Regions from separate parts of the Homo sapiens genome. Here region 1 is linked to region 2. Evidence: read pairs that join two places in POLR2A ChIA-PET (ENCODE). Cell type or tissue: HepG2. All regions are shown on one strand.

Region 1 (5,000 bases), 88 kb after region 2:
GGGCGTGGTGATGCGTGCCTGTAATCCCAGCTACTCCGGAGGCTGAGGCAGGGGAATCGCATGAACCAGGGAGTCGGAGGTTGCAGTGAGCCGAGATCCCGCCACTGCACTCCAACCTGGGCAACAGAGTGAGACTCTGTCCACACAAAAATAAAAAATAAAATATTTGAGAATAATAATACTAGTCACAATTCAACAAGCTGGGTGCAGTGGCAAATGCCTGTAGTGCCAGCTACTTTGGAGGCTGAGGCGGGAGGTTTGTTTAAGCCCAAGAGGTCGAGGCCAACCTGGGCAACATCACAAGACCTCATCTCAAAAAGAAAAAAAAAATACAAATTTAAAAAATAACTTATAACAACTATTTACATGGCAGTTATATTAGGTATTAAAAATAATCTAGAGATGATTTAAAGTATATGGGAGGATATGCATAGTTTATATGTAAATACTTTGCCTTTTTATTTTTATTTATTTATTTATTTATTTTTGAGATGGAGTCTCACTCTGTCTCCAGGCTGGAGTGCAGTGGCACGATCTGGGCTCACTGCAACCTCCACCTCCCTGGTTCAAGCCATTCTCCTGCCTCAGCCTCCTGAGTAGCTGGGACTACAGGCGCATGCCACCACACCCGGCTAATTTTTTGTATTTTTAGTAGAGATGGGGTTTCACCATGTTGGCCAGGATGGTTTCGAACTCCAGACCTCGTGATCTGCCCGCCTCAGCCTCCCAAAGTGCTGGGATTACAGGTGTGAGCCACCATGCCCGACCGCCTTATTTTTATTTTTTTGAGACAGTGTCTTGTTCTGTCACCCAGGCTGGAGTGCAGTGGTGTGATCTCGGCTCACTGCAGCCTCTGCCTTCTGGGTTCAAGTGATTCTTGTGCCTCAGCCTCCCAAGTACCTGGGACTACAGGGGCACACCACCACACCAGGTTAATTTTCCTATTTGTAGTAGAGACAGGGCTTCACCATGTTGGCCAGGCTGGTCTCAAACTGCTGACCTCAAGTGATCCACCCGCCTCGGCCTCCCAGAGTGCTGGGATTACAGGCGTGAGCCACCATGCCCAGCCGATACTTGCCATTTTATATGAGGGACTTGAGCATTTGCAGATTTTGTTATCTATGGGGTCCTGAGACAAGTCCCTTGTGGATACTGAGGGATGACTGTAGTTGGATGCTCCTAAGTCATATTTTATTTTAGATTTGTGACTTAGACGTGTTTAGATGTGTTTCATTATCATTATTTGAGAGTTTCTAATTACTGTAAAGTTTGACTGGCTTTGTTACATTTTAATGGTATTATGGAGGTTTTGTTTTGAGACGGAGTCTCACTCTGTCACCCAGGCTGGAGTGCAGTGGTGCGATCTTGGCTCACCACAACGTCCGCCTCCTGCATTCAAGCCATTCTCGTGCCTCAGCCTCCCGAGTAGCTGGGATTACAGGCATGTGCCACCACGCCTGGCTAATTTTTGCATTTTTAGTGGAGATAGGGTTTCACCATGTTGGCCACGCTGGTCTCAAACTCCTGACCTCAGGTAATATGCCTGCCTCAGCCTCCCAAAGTGCTGGGATTATGGTTGTGAGCCACAGTGCCCTGCCTGGAGTTTTAATCCAAAGTATTTTATTCTAATGTGATAGGGAAATGAGACCTAATGTCTCCTGATTCAGTTTAAGGAGAGATAGATCAACATTATGTTTCATATGATGGCTTTAATGTATATTCTGATTAGGCATTTTAAAGTAACCTGTTAACTCCTTTTTAAAGTTAATAATATCTTATTGTATAATATACATATGTCAGACAGTATTTACAAAACTTCTTAGTTGCTCAGATACTATAAGGAAACAAGATAAGTAGAGGGTTGCTCAGCCTTAGATTGATAAAAATCTACTTTTAGAGATGATGTGACATTAATCCAACCAGTCTGTGATCAGTACATGGCTGCATTCTTTTGACTTCACCCCCAAGCTGTTATGTCTCTTCATATATAATCTTGCCCTGTGATTTGAGAAAGGGTAGGTTAGTTATGTGTTCTGAGATCATGTAATGTATATTAATAAAAATACAAAAATTAGCCGAGTGTGGTGGTGCATGCCTGTAATCCCAGCTACTCGGGAGGCTGAGGCGGGAGATTGGCTTGAATCCGGGAGGTGGAGGTTGCAGTGAGCTGAGATTGTGCCACTGCACTCCAGCCTGGTGACAAAGCGAGACTCTGTCTCAAAAAAAAAAAAAAAAAAAAAAACCCTTGACTGTGGGACAGCTTAGTAATGAACTCCAGAATAGTAAGCATTGAGCCTTAGAAAATAACAGAGAACAGAATTATTCTCATGTTATGAGTGGAGAACCAAGACTAATAAAATACATTTTTGGAAATATGTTAGCCAAAAAGGTAGGGAGTGGGGTGAAGATCTTTTTGGAGAAGGAAAAAAAGTATTGGAAAAATTGTACATACAGTCTTCCTTTATGCCCAGTAGCAACCGAAAAATAATTCAGGGAGACACTTGGATAAGCCCAAAATGATTATATAAAAAAGTGAAGCTTCCTTACTTCAAATGGGGGGAAAAACACATTTTGGGACAAACTATACATCACGAAATATTTTTCTTCTCAGAATTTTTTATTTCTTGTTCTTCCTTTCTCAATCTTCACATTTCTAACTAAAGCATACACGTATCCTCTGAGTATTCTTTTTGTTTTGTTTTGTTGGGTTTTTTTTTTTTTTTTCCAGAGATAGGGTTTTTGTATGTTGCCCAGGCTGTACTCAAACTCCTGGGCTCAAGGGATCCTCCCACCTCAGCCTCCTGAGTAGCTGGGGCTGCAGGCATACACGACCACACCTGGCTAACCCTGGAGTGTTTTTAGCTAATCTTGTTCTTAGTTAATAAATTGGTATTGACGTTTGTTAATCTGTTACCCACTCTAGTATTCTCTCCATTAAATATTGCTTTTTGCAAATGGGAGGATCAAGTAGTGAGATACGACTTTTTTGGAATGAGGGTTACTTGTTCCTTGGAAGCAAAGGAGGACAGTGCAGAACTGATAAAACAAGGTTTGTTTGGAAGCAGTCAAATTGGAGACCAAATGATGTAGATTTTGTTATATATGCAAGAAGATCTCAGAGGGAAAGCTGCAGAGATTTCTTGGTCAGTAGATTGGGAGGAAGCTTGAGTACTTGAATCATTTAAGGGCTCAATCAAGAAAACAGAGCTACTATGATATTATGGAATAAGGGATTTAGGAAAGGAATAGGACTTCATACAGCTGTGGGAGAAACTCCAGAAGTCAGAGTCTGTAGGGCAGGTCAGAGAAAAGCTACTATTCAGCCTCTTTGAAGCAGTTGTGCAGTGGTCAGCTCAGCGTTTACAGGTGAATCTGAGAAGCCAGGTATGCCCAGCTACTGGAGTGGGACCACACACTGGAGCTGGTGAAAAGTCTGTGGAGAGTTGTCACCTCTGTGTAGCTGCCTCTTTTGTGGTCCTCAGTCAAGCTTTTGGTGGTGAACCTGGGGTTGCTGTTTGGTCAGCAGGGTTGGCAATCAAGAAGAGGAGCTGTATACAGAGCAGAGGAGAGCTGCGCAGTCGGCTGGCAACTGCAGCTCTATCTAACCATACTCTTCAGAAAGTCTTTTGCTCTTTGGGCCACCTACCCTATGGAAAGAGGATTCTGGGAAATGTAGTTTGGATGTAACCAGGTTGACACAGTATAAACTGCCACAGCAGTTAAGGATGAAAAGAAACACAGTGGGGGATGTTAAAGTTGTGGGAGTCCATAGTGATGTTTTATGGATCAAGGCTCATAGGAATGTGAGAGAGCAAGTTGCTTAAGCTCTCTAAGCCCACTTCCTCCTCTGTGAAACAGGGAAATGATAACTACCTTATGGGATTGTTGTAAGGATGAAATCAAATGTAAAACACTTAGAGTGTCTGCTCAGTGCAAGCCATTATAAATAGTAGCTTTTTTTTTTTTTTTTTTTTTTTTTTTTTTTTTTTTTTGAGGCAGAGTCTCACTCTGTCGCCCAGGCTGGAGTGCAATGGCACGATCTCGGCTCATTGCAACCTCTGCCTCCTGGGCTCAAACCTCAGCCTCCCAAGTAGCAGGGATTACAGGCATGTGCCACCACACCCGGCTAATTTTTGTAGTTTTAGTAGAGACAGGGTTTTGCCATGTTGGCCAGGCCGGTCTCAAACTCCTGACCTCAGGTGATCTGCCTGCCTTGGCCTTCCACAGTGCTAGGATTACAGGCGTGAGCCACTGCGCCTGGTCAATAGTAGCTTTTATTAGTAGTCATTGCAGTAGTAATGAGAAGAGATTGAGAAATAGGAGGGGTATATTTTTAAAGATGAGGGGAAAGGTGGAGGGAAAAGAAGATGAGTGCAGAATAAAGTAGAAGACATAGTTCCTATATTTGAGGTTATTGTAGTCTAGTGGCAGAGAGCACATGTAAAAATATGGAATAGTTAGGAAGCTGTTCTATGAGGTAATATCCTTTCAGAAAGGTGACTGTGTGATGAGTGGAGAGATGGCAAGTGCTGTCATTCCAGTGTAGCCAGGGTTAGGTGGTAGTGTATGTGAAATGTCTAGCACATCGTCTGACAGTCCACAGACGATAATTCTTTTCCATTATCGTTTATACATGGTAAGATGACCAGGTGAAGAGGACAGGGAGGGCTTAAGCTGGGCCCTTAAAAGATGGTTTGGACAAGTAGAAAAAAGGAAGCATTTCAGACAGCACAGAGACAAAAAGTAGCTATCAATAAGGCATATGGAACACTTCGTAGTATAACTCAGAACCTATTGACTCCTACTCTTTGCTTTTTTTGATTATCTATTTGCTTCTTTTGGTTATCCGAATGGTTTCCTGGGTAAATTGTTTTGAGATGCAAATTAGTAGTAAGATTTACTAAAGAGAGGGGAGATGGGTATTCAAGGGATGAGCAGAAATCAAGGACCAGGAAGGGGGCTCTATTAATAGCAAGTCCTTTGAGAAAAGCAGATAGGTT
Region 2 (5,000 bases):
AAGAAGAATTGTCTTGGGCTCCATGTAAAATACAATAATGATAGCTGATGAGCTAAAAAAAAAAAAATCTCATAATGTTTTAAGAAAGTTTACAAATCTGTGTTGGGCTGCATTCATAGCCATCCTGGGCCACGGGTTGGACAAGCTTGACATAAGGGAGGGTAACATGGTGTGTGCCATTGAGAAACTTCCTGGAGAGACATGACCATGGGAACCGACCTGAGAAGTTTACACAGGCAGTGGAACACAGAAGCAGGGGTTCTGCTCCCGCACACTCCTCCAGCCCTCCGCGTGCCCCGCAGCCCACCGTGCTTCACCACCACCTGTTCTCAGGCAGCCCGTGCACTCTCTCCTGTGTGCTTTGAGTTGGTGTTCCTTGTGTCTACTGTTCTTCCCTTTCCCTACCTCGCTAACTCCTACATCTCATCTCACTAAAATAAGATGCATGTGGCCGGGTGCGGTGGTTCACGCCTGTAATCCCAGCACTTTGGGAGGCCAAGGTGGGCAGATCACAAGGTTAGGAGATCGAGACTTTCCTGGCCATCGTGGTGAAACCTTGTCTCTACTAAAATACAAAAAATTAGCCGGGCATAGTGGTGCGTGCCTGGAGTCACAGCTACTCGGGGAGGCTGAGGCAGGGGAATCGCTTGAACCCAGGAGATGGAGATTGCAGTGAGCCGGTATCACGCCACTGCACTCCAGCCTGGCGACAGAGCAAGACTCCATCTCAAAAAAAAAAAAAAAAAAAAAAAAAAAAAAAAAGATGCGCATATCGGTGCTTTCCAAAATCCAGTCATTGGCAAGCCACATTTAAGATGCTCTCCACATCTAAGCACTATTTGTGATTCAAATCAGTTTTAAAACTCATTCCTTTAGCCTCACTCTGAGCAATCATATTGGTGAAAGTTTGGTTTTCTCATTATATTTTTTTGTAATGCACATTTAGATGCATAAGTAAAAAATTAAAAATTGGTCCACATTCTACTTCAAATCATTTTGCATGTGATACATATGCCATACTTTTGACAAGACCTCTAGCCTGCCTGACGCACAGGGAGCACTGTGAAAGATCTTTTCTTGCTGTAATTAACATCTGTGTGGGTTAGCTGCAACTTACCTGCCGGGAAGCCCTTCTGGGTGACCCCGGAAGTCTCACTCCGCTCCCTCCCCTGCACTGCTTTGAACACGTCTCCAATTTAGTGTTTTCTTAGACCGCAGACGTTGTAGTTGTTCACATGTCTCTCTCTCCGTTAGACCATGAGCTCCCTGAGGGCAAAATGATGTCCTTTTCTCTTCTCCCAGCATCGATAACGGTACCTGACAAATAGTAAGCATTCAGTAAAATTTTGTTGAATGAGTTTCCATAACTGCATTGTAGTATAATTTCTCTTTCTGTGTGTGTCTTTTCTCTGATGAGACTGTTCTAGGAATTTTTATGCCACTCAGTGCCTGCTCACAGCAGGTGTCCAGTAAACTCATGCAAGAATGACTGTATGAACAGATGAACAATGAACAAATGTCAGATATGTCACTCTCAGCCCTGCAGCTGGTAGCAGTTCCCCAGAATCTCCATCTTCCGATAGTGGTCCCCACCTGTGTCATTGTTAGAGGCTGTCACTACTGGTCACGTTCCAGGGTGAACCCAGCCTGTCTTATTGCTCTGTAATCCATCTTCCTGTGGAATGTGGTAATTAGCATGTTAATGAGCTCACAAGGAAACAGTGTTGCAAGAAGAGAGGTTGTTTAGCCGGATGCAGTTGCTCATGCCTGTAATCCCAGCACTTGTGGAGGCTAAGGCAGGAGGATTGCTTGAGTCCAGGAGTTTGAGACCAGCCTAGGAAACATAGAGAGGTTGATATCTGCAAAAAAAAGTAAAAATTAGCTGAGCCTGTGGTCCCAGCTACTTGGGGGCTGAGGTGGGAGGATCACCTAAGCCTCCAGGGGTTCGAGGCTGCCAGACCCTGTCTCAAAAAAATACAATTCATTTAGGGAATCAGGACAATCCTAGGATGAAATGCAGACTGTGACAAAAGAATCCAGCCATATGAAACCAGCTCTCTGAGAAAGGGTGGGGGTGAGCCTGTGGACTTCGCACCCCTGCTTGAACTAAGTGAGCTGTGACAGGCAGTAATCCTTCCATGCCCCGCCTCAGCGGTAAGGTAGCATGTTTACCACCTGCACCACGAGGGGAAAGTTCACCCCTGGCACCCACCAATAGCGTGAAAGACTTGGGCTTGTTCCGTGAGTTACATAGTGACTGAGGAGATCCATTCCAATAATGGGGTGCACATTGTAGCAAAACCAGGCCAATACTAACAGTTAAGTGGGTAATTATCCCTTTAATTAATCCTCCCAAACCATTCCCCTTGGAAGGATTACAGCCTGTCACGCTGACTTAGTTCAAGCAAGGGTACAAAGTCCACGGATCCCTTTAAAGCATGAGCATTTCCTGTAATATGAGATTTGGTCACCCAGTGTTGTTTATTTTTTGGAGTCCAGATTACTATTTTTTTTTTTCTTTTGAGACGGAGTCTTGCTCTTGTCATTCAGGCTGGAGTGCGATGGCGTGATCTCGGCTCACTGCAACCTCCGCTCTTGGGTTCAAGCAATTCTCCTGCCTCAGCCTCCTGAGTAGCTGGGACGACAGGTGCCTGCCACCACACCCAGCTAATTTTTGTATTTTTAGTAGAGATGGGGATTCACCATGTTGGCCAGGCTGGTGTCGAACTCCTGACCTCCAGTGATCCACCTACTTCTGCCTCCCAAAGGGCTGGGATTACAGGCATGAGCCACTGCGCCCTGCCCAGATTACTATTAACGTGGAGAAAGGTAAAAGGGCGATTGTCTACCAGAAGGGTCTGTTTTCCATGAACATGGACCACTGGATCCGTATGGGGGACACGGCCAGATATGAAGGAGGGGCTGTTTCCAGAGGAGACACCTGCTGAGAATTGTCGTCTAACCCTAGTAATTATTGGAACTGTTAAACCAATTTACTAGAGATCATCCAATCTTGAGCGCCCCCCTCCTTAGGATCCAAAGTAACCTTTCTTGTTCATTGCAGGGTTCACATTTAAGGAGATGCCTGGCTGTAGGAAGCTTGTCTGGCTTAGGAGAGGGGAAGTCTTACTGTTCATAGTAATTTGGATTTAGGCCAGGTAGGGTGTTGTTTGTAGAATTCATGGGCAGCACTCTGAGTTTGTCTTTTCTAAGTTTCCAGTAAGTCCAGGCAGCTATGGCCCCTTGAATTGTCTTAGTATTAGTATCATTGCCCCTGAAGAGGACTTTGTCGGAAGCTCTCCTAAGAAACAAGCAGATGGAGTCAGGACTCCCTTAAGCTGCTCAGGGCTTGCCACACCATTGTGTTGCATTCAGCCTGTCGTCTGATAAGCCCACTTCTACATCCCCAGCTGACCAAGACCTTTGGCCTCAGCTAACATTTTCCATTGACAGTCTGCCCAAACCCTTAAGACCCTATGCTAACATAGGGTCAGCAGCCTTCCAAGCCTTAAAAATCCCCATCAACAAGGTATCTGTGGGCCAGGGTCCAAAGCCTTCGCTGGGGGTCATTCCCACCTTCCTCACTAATTGTGCAGGATGCTTTTGCAGGGACACCATTTTTCCATTCCATACTGGGGCAGCCAGCCATTGAGTTTCAGCCCTTTAGGTGGAGCTCCCTCCCCGCCAGAACACTCTAGACAGCCAGCCAGCCCCTTTGTCTTTGGTTCCTGGGTTAGGAGAAACAGGGCCACAGGGCGAGAGAGAAGATGTTTTCTCCTCCAGGCAAGAGTTGTCCCCTCCTTCTTGGTCCTCCCTTTTTGTCTTCTCAGTTGTTATTACTTTGCTGTGGTCACCGGCAAAGCAGATGGTGGATTGATTGCCACTTATCACTGTCATGGTGCTGTCACTCTGCCTTTCCTCTAGAGGACACCAGTCCTCTTCCACAGGGTCCTACCCTCAGGCTCTTCCTTCCTGGGAGTTCAAGCCCCTGCCTCCTGTCCAGCGGCATCCTGGTAAGAAGCAATAGAGCTTGACCCGTGTTTCGTGGTTTGGAGCACCTGTTCAGTAGGACAGCCACCATCTTCAGAGTCCTGCGAGGGTCAGGGATATGACCTTCCTTGTCTTTAGTCACTTTAAGTAATGCTTTAGCTGGCTTAGCACAAGGGTTGGGCACAGCAGGTCCCAGCAGCAGAGGTATCGCTCCAGCTGTGCTTAGGAGACCAGCCTTGGCCTGATGTCTCTGCCTTGTCAGTTCATTCACCTGCTATCACAGTCTCCAGGGATGAGGGCATCCTCTTCTCTAAGAGTTCCCTAAACCAACAGGACACTGTTAGGGAGTCAGGGGTAGTCTGCTCTCAGTGCAGGTACATGCCATCCTCCCCTTTTACTATTCAAGCCCAAATGTCTTATAATGTCCAGCAACTGCCTAGTGGAGGACTCAGGCGGGTGGACTGACCTCCCTCCTGGGCAACCCCAAACCTCCCGCCCCAAAGATCAGTTCCAGTGTGTGGGTTCATTCAAATACTGGTGCTACCACTTGCCCAAGCTAATGAGTGTCTGGGGGAAACCAAACAAATATAGAGTGCCATAGAGCACACAGCAGTGCTATACAAACTGAGTGGAAAGCTTCCAAATTCTGAGTTCCAACCACTTGGGACTGTCCAGGATTCTTTTGCCAATTGATTGTCCTACTGGCTGGGCGGCCCCCATATCAATTTCTTAACCATTTCCAAAACCCTCCCCTTTCTTCACCACCCCTTGTAGCGAGTTCAAGGGATTTTGGGACTGGCTGGGCACAGTGGCTCATGCCTGTAATCAGAGCACTTTGGGAGGCCGAGGCAGGAGGATCACTTGAGGTCAGGAGTTCAAGACCACCCTGGCCAACATGGTGAAACCCCGTCTCTACCAAAAATACAAAAATTAGCCAGGCATGGTGGTGCACGCCTGTAATCCCAGCTACTCAGGAGGCTGAGGCAGGAGAATCGCTTGAACCCAGGAAG

Evidence for each region. Peaks named below come from ENCODE experiments on the same cell type or tissue, not always from the same donor. Only the 100,000 strongest peaks of a DNase experiment are listed, where the experiment ranks them.
Region 1: POLR2A ChIA-PET joins it to region 2 with 6 read pairs; 4 of 35 experiments call an interaction of 5 or more read pairs at or near these places.

The regions. Positions count from the first base shown.
Region 1 is chr2:127,364,109-127,369,108 of GRCh38, reverse strand. The region is part of intron 1 of MAP3K2 (mitogen-activated protein kinase kinase kinase 2); the gene reads left to right. The region is part of intron 1 of LOC124906074 (a long non-coding RNA gene); the gene reads right to left. Among named protein-coding and RNA genes, the nearest start is that of MAP3K2-DT, 21 kb to the left of the region's middle. In HepG2, no CTCF peak of the experiment used is centred here; no DNase peak of the experiment used is centred here.
Region 2 is chr2:127,452,483-127,457,482 of GRCh38, reverse strand. It overlaps LOC124907884 (a long non-coding RNA gene), which reads right to left and starts at 1,824. Exons shown (of 2, transcript XR_007087229.1): 1 at 1,594-1,824; 2 at 1-1,317. In HepG2, CTCF peaks have their summits at 3,653 and 3,929 (motif pointing right); DNase peaks (open chromatin) are centred at 2,142, 2,412, 3,392 and 3,932.